Linked DNA regions of Homo sapiens: region 2 is linked to region 1. A link is an interaction called in ENCODE POLR2A ChIA-PET data of the cell type or tissue named here. Cell type or tissue: GM12878. All regions are shown on one strand. Links, peaks and the distances in the headings refer to the core of each region. The heading gives the core; the rest is flanking DNA.

Region 1 (4,393 bases), core at 231-4,230:
CAGGGGGACTAGGAAGGCTGAGGCAGGAGAATCGCTTGAACCCAGGAGGCGGAGGCTGCAGTGAGGAAACAGACCTGAGGAAACTGGACTTTTGTACTTTGTTCTTATATGACAATCAGGCCAAGTTTAGTCATTTACATACATTAACTCTTAATCCCAAAAAAGATGATTTTGTCCTCCAACAACGCTGTGAGGTAAATAAGGCAGGCTGACAACCCCCTGCAACCCTGATGTTTTTTCAAATGAGGAAGCTGGAATTTGTGACCCAGTGGGCCCGGTGGTTATCAGCTGGACCTTGAGGCCAGAGTTGAGTTCAGAATGGGGGTCACCCCCTTCCTAGCCGCCCTTGGGGAAGTTCACATCACATACCAGTTGAAGGCATCACCCTTCTTTCTTAGATGACTACTGCCTTCTCATATATATGTATTTTTTTTTCTCTTTAGTTCCGTGTTAGTATTAATATGTTTTTCTTTTTCTATTTTTTTTTTAGATGGAGTGTCGCTCTGTCACCCAGGTTGGAGTGCAGTGGCGTGATGTTGGCTCACTGCATCCTCCACCTCCCAGGTTTAAGCAGTTCTTCTGCCTCCACCTCCCAAGTAGCTGGAATTACTGCAGCCTTGACCTCCTGACCTCAAGTGATCCTCCCACCTCAGCCTCCCTAGTAGCTGGGACTACAGGAACGAGTCCACACATCGGGCTAATTTTTGCATTTTTTTAGAGAGAGAGGGGTTTTGCCATGTTGCCCAGGCTGGTGATCTGCCCCACCTTGGCCTCACAAAGTGCTGGGATTACAGGTGTGAGTCTCCATGCCCAGACTTTACATTTATTTCCAAGGTCAACAGGACAGTTTTTTTTTTTTTCGAGACAGAGTTTCGCTCTTGTCACCCAGGCTTAAGTGCAATGGCGCGATCACAGCTCACTGCAACCTCGCCTCCCAGGCTCAAGCGATTCTCCTGCCTTAGCCTCCCTAGTAGCTGGGATTACAAGCGCCCGCCACCATGTCCAGCTAATTTTTGTATTTTTAGTAGGGATGGTGTTTTACCATGTTGGCCAGGCTGGTCTTGAACTCCTGACCTCAGTTCATCCACCCACCTCGGCCTCTCAAAGTGCTGGGATTACAGGCGTGAGCCACGGCGCCCAGCTGACAGTTGTTTTCTTTGTAACTTGTGTTCAACAAAATCTTATTACGTAAAAAAACGAATTTTAGAACTCTAAAGTAAAAAAAAAAAAAAAAAAAAAAAAACTTCCAGGCTTGGCATGGTGGCTCATGCCTGTAATCCCAGCACTTTGGGAGGCCAAAGTGGTCAGGAGGTCAGGAGTTTGAGAGCCGCCTGGCCAACATGGCAAAACCCCTTTTCTACTAAAAATACAAAATTAGCTGGGCATAGTGGTGCATGCCTGTAATCCCAGCTACTCAGGAGGCTGAGGCAAGAGAATCACTTGAACCCACCCAGGAGGTGGAGGTTGCGGTGAGCCGAGATTATTCCACTGCGTTCCAGCCTGGGTGACAGGGTGAGACTCCATCTCAAAAAAATTAAAAAAAGAAAAAAAGAAAACTTACATCTACCTTATGTGCTTCCAGCAAGGCAACATTTCCAAGTTTTTTCAGAGAAAAAAGTACTGCAGTGAAAGATGGGGAAGGGCTAGTCATTAGCACCTGTCAGGCCTGATTCAGGACCCCCCCCTTTGCATCGCAGAGACCAAATCACAGTGATTTGCACCTTCAAACACCTCCTTTCCTTTCTTTCGGTACATCAGATGGCATGAGACCGTGACCTTCTCACCCTCCTACCCTGCGCACCTCTTTGGTACTGAGCCTCTGTGGATAACACATCAGAACGGGAAGTGCAGGCTACTTCTTAGGCATTGTTACGGTGTCCGCGCCAGACTTCACCAAGGGGGAAGGTTTTCAGCCATCTTCTTTAGAACATCCTTCTTGGGTCAAAAGGACCACTTGAAGCAAAGGTGCTTTTTGGGCAATAAGACTCGGCCTCACATTTTATGATTTTTTTTTTAGAAACCTCAAATCTGAACTGTTTGCTCCTGCTGTGGGTTAATGGCACATGTAGAGGCACAGACCCTCCATATGGCCCCTAGAACAAGTCCCAGCTGTTACTTGCTGGTCACGGAGACGACTCACCCTGAGACTTGACTTCTCACACTTATGAAACCTATACCCAATAGAACAAAACATCCGGGGACTCAGTTCCTTCATTCAGGTTTCTATTTTTATTCAACTACAAGCAAACAGCACAATTAATGCAACATTCAGCAACTCCAGACCAGCTTTTCTTACCCCCATGAAGAACGATCAATTTAAAAAACACAGATCTCAGGTTTCCTCCCAAGCTGTCAGCGAGCGCTGCTACCGGTCTAGATTGCCATGTCCCAACAACAGCAAAGCCACCCTCCCTCCTGCTTCTTCCAGGATTGCTCTTTAAAGGGACCAGAGTGACATACTGATGCCTACTGAGGCATCTGAGATGCACTGTGTTGGAGGTTAGCCTCAATGCCAGCCTCTGGTTGTCTAGGTGAGTGACATCACCATAAAATCACATTGTGTACCATTCTGGACTCAGGATCACAAAGGCAGAGGCAACCAATCTTTTTTTTTTTTTTTTTTTTTAAACCTCCCTTAAAGATTCTTTGATGCTTTGCTCTATCACTGTAGACCTGGTCTTTTTCCCCCCAGTTTTTTCTTTTTTACATTCTGGGTTGCTATTTTCAGATTAATAATTTGATGACCCCATCACAGTACCAAAATACCCCCCAAAATGAAGTTCAAATTTGATCAAAACATAAATCAGAGTGAGTGAGTAAAATTATAAAGGCCAGGCAGCAGGAAAAGTCACCCTCAACTACCATCTGACTGGTCAGGTCTCACCCATGCCAAGGGGGGCAGGAAGAGGAGAAATCTATTATACATGCAACACTGAACTGGGGAACATGGCTTGGGGCCTCCAGGACAGTTCAGGTCCCCAAGCTAACCCCCTACTTCCCAGACAGCTGCTCGTACAGTTTGGGCACATAGTCATCCCACTCGGCCTGGTAACACGTGCCAGCCACCGGGGCCCTGAGCTCATACTTTTTACGGAAGGACGCCACCTTGAATTTGCCACGGTGGTCTCCAGATCGGTTGCTGAGGATGGGCTCGTCACACTTTAGCGGCCTGTCCTGCTCGTAAACCAGCCAGACATAGCGGTGGAGGCCTGTGGGGAGAGGCAGAGGGAAGATGTACACACAGCCCAGCACTTGAGATGGGGACATCATCCATTTTTATCGAATGTTTCAACATGGAGGCACCCAGACCACACCATTTACAAGGAGGACACCGAGGGTCCAGACAGGTATTTGGTGCAAATTAACATTTAATGGCAATTAACACATTAATGGCAAAAACCGCAATTACTTTTGCATCAACCTAATAGAATGTGTTAGGCCCCTGCTGTAACTGGTGTCAAGCCCAAGCCCTTAGTTCCAGCCTCTCCTGGCCTGTGGGATCTGGCCTCTGCACCCCCTTATCCTCGCCTCCCAACGAGCCTCTGTGCTCTTCATTCATCCCACTTCAGGCTCCCGGACCTTCTCAAGTCACCACCCACCACCCCCCATCAGAACACCCATTTCACTTCTGTCAGGTAGGAGCAACCAATTAAGGACAAAGCAAATCAATGACCCGGGCCCACCATACCACAGTCGAGCCTCTAGGATAAAGGAGAACATTTTCTTTCTACCTCCAAAATTTACTTGCTTAGAAAACTGGAGGACTACTTCGAAGTGACCCAACCTCACTTTAACTAAGCAGCTTTCTACAAGCTTCAATGATGTACTGGATGCAAATAGGTACCATGAGCTCTTATTTTTTTAAAAAGTGGGTTTTTTTTTTTTTTTTGAGACGGAGTCTCACTCTGTTGCCTAGGCGTGGAGTGCAGTGGCATGATCTCGGCTCACTACAACCTCAGCCTCCTGGGTTCAAGCAATTCTCCTGCCTCAGCCTCCTGAGTAGCTAGGATTACAGGTACGTGCCACCACGCCCAGTTATGTTTTGTTTTGTTTTGTTTTTGTATTTTTAGTAGAGACCAGGTTTCACCATGTTGGCAAAACTCCTGACCTCAAGTGATCCACCCATCTCGCCCTCCCAAAGTGCTGGGATTACAGCTGTGAGCCACTGCACCCGGCCAGAAACAAAGTTATTTTTTAAAAAGTTGTTTAAATATTTGCACACCCATGTTCAATGCAGCAGTATTCACAATAGCCAAGAAGCAGAAGCAACCCGACTGTCCACTGATGGATGAAAAGATGATCAGAATGTGGTTTATACACACAACAGAATATTATCCAGCCTTTTATTTTTTCTTTACTCCCCTGTGTTACTCTAGGACTATTCAGCCTTAAA
Region 2 (4,393 bases), core at 298-4,297, 80 kb before region 1:
ATAGTGCCTGGCATATAGCAAGTGCTCAGTAACAGTTAATTGTATTCATATATAGGATTGTTTTTTGTTTTTTGTAATTTATGTTTTAGGCCATATAAAATTATGCTACTTTTAGAGGTCATAGTACCTTTAGGGTCATAACTGAGGAGTTGCTACAATGGTCTCAGTGTTATAAGTAAAATTTTGGTTTATTCTTATAAAATATTACTTATTTTATATTTTACTTATAACACAGATATTTTATATTTTATATATTTATATTTTATATATAAATTTATATTATAAAATTATAACATAATTTTATATTATATTAAAATATAAAAGTAATATTTTATAAAAATAAACCAAAATTTTCCTTATAACACTGAGACCATCATAGCAACACCTCAGTTACGATCTTTTAAAAGAATGTGCCACTTGTGTTGAATTTTACTGTTAGTGCCTACCCATTTTTTAACTAGTTTTTTCTTACCAAGTTTTTTCTTAACAAGTTTTTTTCTTACCAAAATCTTTCCGAAATTTGACATGGATTCTTCCCTTTCCAATCTTCTTCAATTGTACAAACTACATATACCCTTTTATGATGATTCAAGATCATCATCACATCAGATTTTGTACCGTGTACATGTAAATGACTAAAATGTCAACAGCAGTTGACATTGGACACAAGTACAGACCCCAAGAGATACCTTAGTGCTTCCTCTCTTAAGACAGCCCCTTATATGTGCTTTCTGATTTTACCTTCTTATAAAAATGAATTGAAATATGTATAACTACATGCTCTCTGTATCAGCCTTTGATTGCATTTTATAAAATGATTTACTGAACTAAAGGACAAAGTAGCCTTCTCCCAAATTGTCTAATCCTCTATGACAGCTATTTCTGCAAATTGATAAGTGATAGTGTCAAATTGTGCTAAAGAGCATAGACTCTGCAGTCAGATAAACTTCAGTTCTTATTCTGCCATTTTGTAGTTGTCTGACTTTGGTCAAATTATCTCAAGTCTGTAAATTTTTTTTTTTTTTTTTTTTAGACGGAGTCTCGCTCTGTCACCAGGCTGGAGTGCAGTGGCACGATCTCGGCTCACTGCAACGTCTAGTTCCCGGGTTCAAGCGATTCTCCTGCCTCAGCCTCCCGAATAGCTGGTACTACAGGCGCCTGCCACCACGCCCGGCTAATTTTTTTTTGAGACGGAGTCTCGCTCTGTCGCCCAGGCTGGAGTGCAGTGGCGCAATCTCAGCTCACTGCAAGCTCCGCCTCCCGGGTTCACACCATTCTGCTGCCTCAGCCTCCTGAGTAGCTGGGACTACAGGTGCCCGCCACCACGCCTGGCTAATTTTTTTGTATTTTCAGTAGAGACGGGGTTTCACCATGTTAGCCAGGATGGTCTCGATCTCCTGACCTTGTGATCTGCCCGCCTCGGCCTCCCAAAGTGCTGGGATTACAGGCGTGAGCCACCGCACCCGGCCTAATTTTTGTATTTTTAGTAGAGACGGAGTTTTACCTTGTTGGCCAGGCTAGTCTCAAACTCCTGATCTCAAATGATCCACCCACCTCGGCCTCCCAAAGTGTTGGGATTATAGGCGCAAGCCATCATGCCAGCCCATTTTAACATCTCTTTAACACTAGGAAGCAACATGGTAAAATGCATTGAAAGTTGAAATTGCTGAGAGAGTAAATGATGTTAAATGTTCCTACAACAAAAAAAAATAGTAACTATATGAGGCGATGGACAGATTGTGATTAATCAATGTATATGAACATCAAAACATCACATTGTACACCTTAAATATATACAATTTTGTCAAAAACAAGGAAATAACTTTTTTAAAGTAGGAGGTATTTTATAGGCAACAGCCTCTTATAGTTGGCAGCATTTTTTCTGTTATACATATTATAAAATCGTGGTGAATATTTAACGGTAGTACACCTTACAGTCAATGACATCTCAGACTCAAAGAAATGTGATTGTAGATGGTCAGTAAATATTCACAAAATAAAATTATTACCAAGAACATTTAATTTCTCAGCAATTACTTGAAAATTATTATATCAGTAATGTAATAAGTCATACAAGTATCTCTTTGACAGCTTTATCATACATTTTCATCTCCCTAGCATTAATTTTGCTAATGGACATGTAAAAGAAGGGTATTTTTTTTTTTTTTTACATGCAAGACAAAGGTTAAACTGTTTCAAATATTCCCTAAGCAATGATTTTGCTATTTTCTGTATGTTTGGGGCATAATGAAATTCTAACTGTTAATACCAATAGTATATTTTTAAGTTGTATCTTTTTTTTTTTTTTTTTTTTTTGAGACAGTCTCGCACTTGTCACCCAGGCTAGAGTGCAATGGCGCGATCTTGGCTCACTGCAACCTCCACCCCCTGGACTCAAGTGATTCTCCTGCCTCAGCCTCCCGAGTAGCTGGGATTACAGGCACCCACCACCACTCCCGGCTAATTTTTATATTTTTAGTAGAGACAGAATTTCACCATGTTACCCAGGCTGGTCTCAACCTTCTGATCTCAGGTGATCCACCCACCTCAGCCTCCCAAAGTGCTGGGATTACAGGCATGAGCCACCTTGCCCAGCCCAAGTTGTACTTTTAACATCGAAATTACATGGAAAGTTGTGGATAGTCCTGTTCCCTTTTGTTCTGATATCTCTCTCTTCCATAATAGCTTGTTATCCCCTTTCTTTATGGTGTCTGTCTCTTCTATAATAGTATATATTTTTTTAAAAACACCCTAATCTAGAAGTTGAATTGCTGGGATGGCATCAAAAAGCAGGATGATGATAGTGTTACTGACACTGTCCTTCTTTCCTAAAGATCAAACTTTACAGCTCCTAAGTGTTTAATCCTGTTTTATAAATTATCTTTGGGTAAATTGATCTCCTGTTGAAAGGACTAGTTAAAACTCTTGGAGGTTGAAATTGTCCAGTCACCAGATATTTTATTTTTCAGGATTACATTCAGGAGAAGTTAATCTTGGTTCTCTTCTGTTTAAACTACAGGCATTTAGTTCACCAACAAAGGTTATGGTAGAAACTGGCAAATAGTCTGTCGGCACTGTCAGGGAATGGATTGTGTCCAGAAATAAGTTCTCCAGGAAAGAACAAAACACAAACATAAATGTTATAGATTCTCTGCCTGGAATTTTCTTCTTATACATTAGCCCCTTATAGTTTATCTGTTAATAAATGAATACCATGATCGTTGTTGGGGAGAAGGGGTTATATTTAGTCTTCTAAAGTTTTTCTTTTCATTTTGAAATTCTAGTGCTATCTACCTTAAAATGTACAGAGTTATTGAAGAGATACCATGGCCTAGTAAAAAGAACACAGGCCTTGGAGTCTCATAGGATTGGGTTGAAATTTCAGCGTAAACACTATGTGATTTGGTTTTGTTACTTAGCTGAACCTCAGTTTCTTCAGTTGGGAAACTGGAAAAATAATACCTATCTTGACAAGCTATTTTGAGAATTATGAATAACATATGTAACATGCCTAAGGCAGTGAGTGCCTGGCATATAGTAGGAATTCAGTAAATGGTAGCGATTATTTTGTTATCATTAGTTATTATGGTTTTCAACCATATTTGTTCATAAGAAACCTTATGGGCTGGGCTTGGCCACTCATGCCTGTAATTCCAGCACTATGGGAGGCCAAAGTGGGCAGATCACTTGAGGTCAGGAGTTCTAGAGCAGCCTGGCCAACATGGCAAAACCCTGTCTCTATTAAAAATGCAAAAATTAGGTGTAGTGGCACACACCTGTAGTCCCAGCTACTTGGGAGGCTGATGCATGGGAATTGCTTGAACCCAGGAGGCAGAGGTTGCAGTGAGCCAAGATTGTACCACTGCACTCCAGCCTGGGAGACAAAGAGAGACTCTGTCTCAAAAAAAAAAAAAAAATGCCGGGTGCGGTGGCTCACACCTGTAATCCCAACACTTTGGGAGGCCGAGGTGGGTGAGTCACGAGGTCAGGAGATCGAGACCATCCTGGCTAACATGGTGAAACCCCGTCTCTACTAAAAATACAAAAAATTAGCCAGACGTGGTGCCGGGCGCCTGTAGTCCCAGCTATTCAGGAGGCTGAGGCAGGAGAATGGCGTGAACCCGGGAGGCAGAGATTGCAGCGAGCCAAGATCACGCCATTGTACTCCAGCCTGGGCGACAGAGCGAGACTCTGCCTCAAAAATGGCCAGGCGTGGTGGCTCACGCTTGTAATCCCAGCACTTTGGGAGGCCGAGGCGGGCGGATCACGAGGTTAGGAGATCGAGACCACAGTGAAACCCCGTCTCTACTAAAAATACAAAAAAATTAGCCGGGCGTGGTGGCGGGCACCTGTAGTCCCAGCTACTCGGAGAGGCTGAGGCAGGAGAATGGCG

The links. ChIA-PET counts read pairs that join two places held together with the same protein. Peaks named below come from ENCODE experiments on the same cell type or tissue, not always from the same donor. Only the 100,000 strongest peaks of a DNase experiment are listed, where the experiment ranks them.
Region 2: POLR2A ChIA-PET joins it to region 1 with 5 read pairs; 5 of 35 experiments call an interaction of 5 or more read pairs at or near these places.

The regions. Positions count from the first base shown.
Region 1 is chr12:118,143,402-118,147,794 of GRCh38, reverse strand. PEBP1 (phosphatidylethanolamine binding protein 1) reads right to left here. Exons shown (of 4, transcript NM_002567.4): 4 at 2,211-3,209. The coding sequence ends at 2,992. Among named protein-coding and RNA genes, the nearest start is that of PEBP1, 9.5 kb to the right of the region's middle. In GM12878, for the core only: no CTCF peak of the experiment used is centred there; a DNase peak (open chromatin) is centred at 2,199; H3K4me3 peaks cover 451 bases; H3K27ac peaks cover 1,904 bases.
Region 2 is chr12:118,223,170-118,227,562 of GRCh38, reverse strand. All of the region lies in intron 9 of TAOK3 (TAO kinase 3), which reads left to right. Among named protein-coding and RNA genes, the nearest start is that of PEBP1, 89 kb to the right of the region's middle. In GM12878, for the core only: no CTCF peak of the experiment used is centred there; no DNase peak of the experiment used is centred there.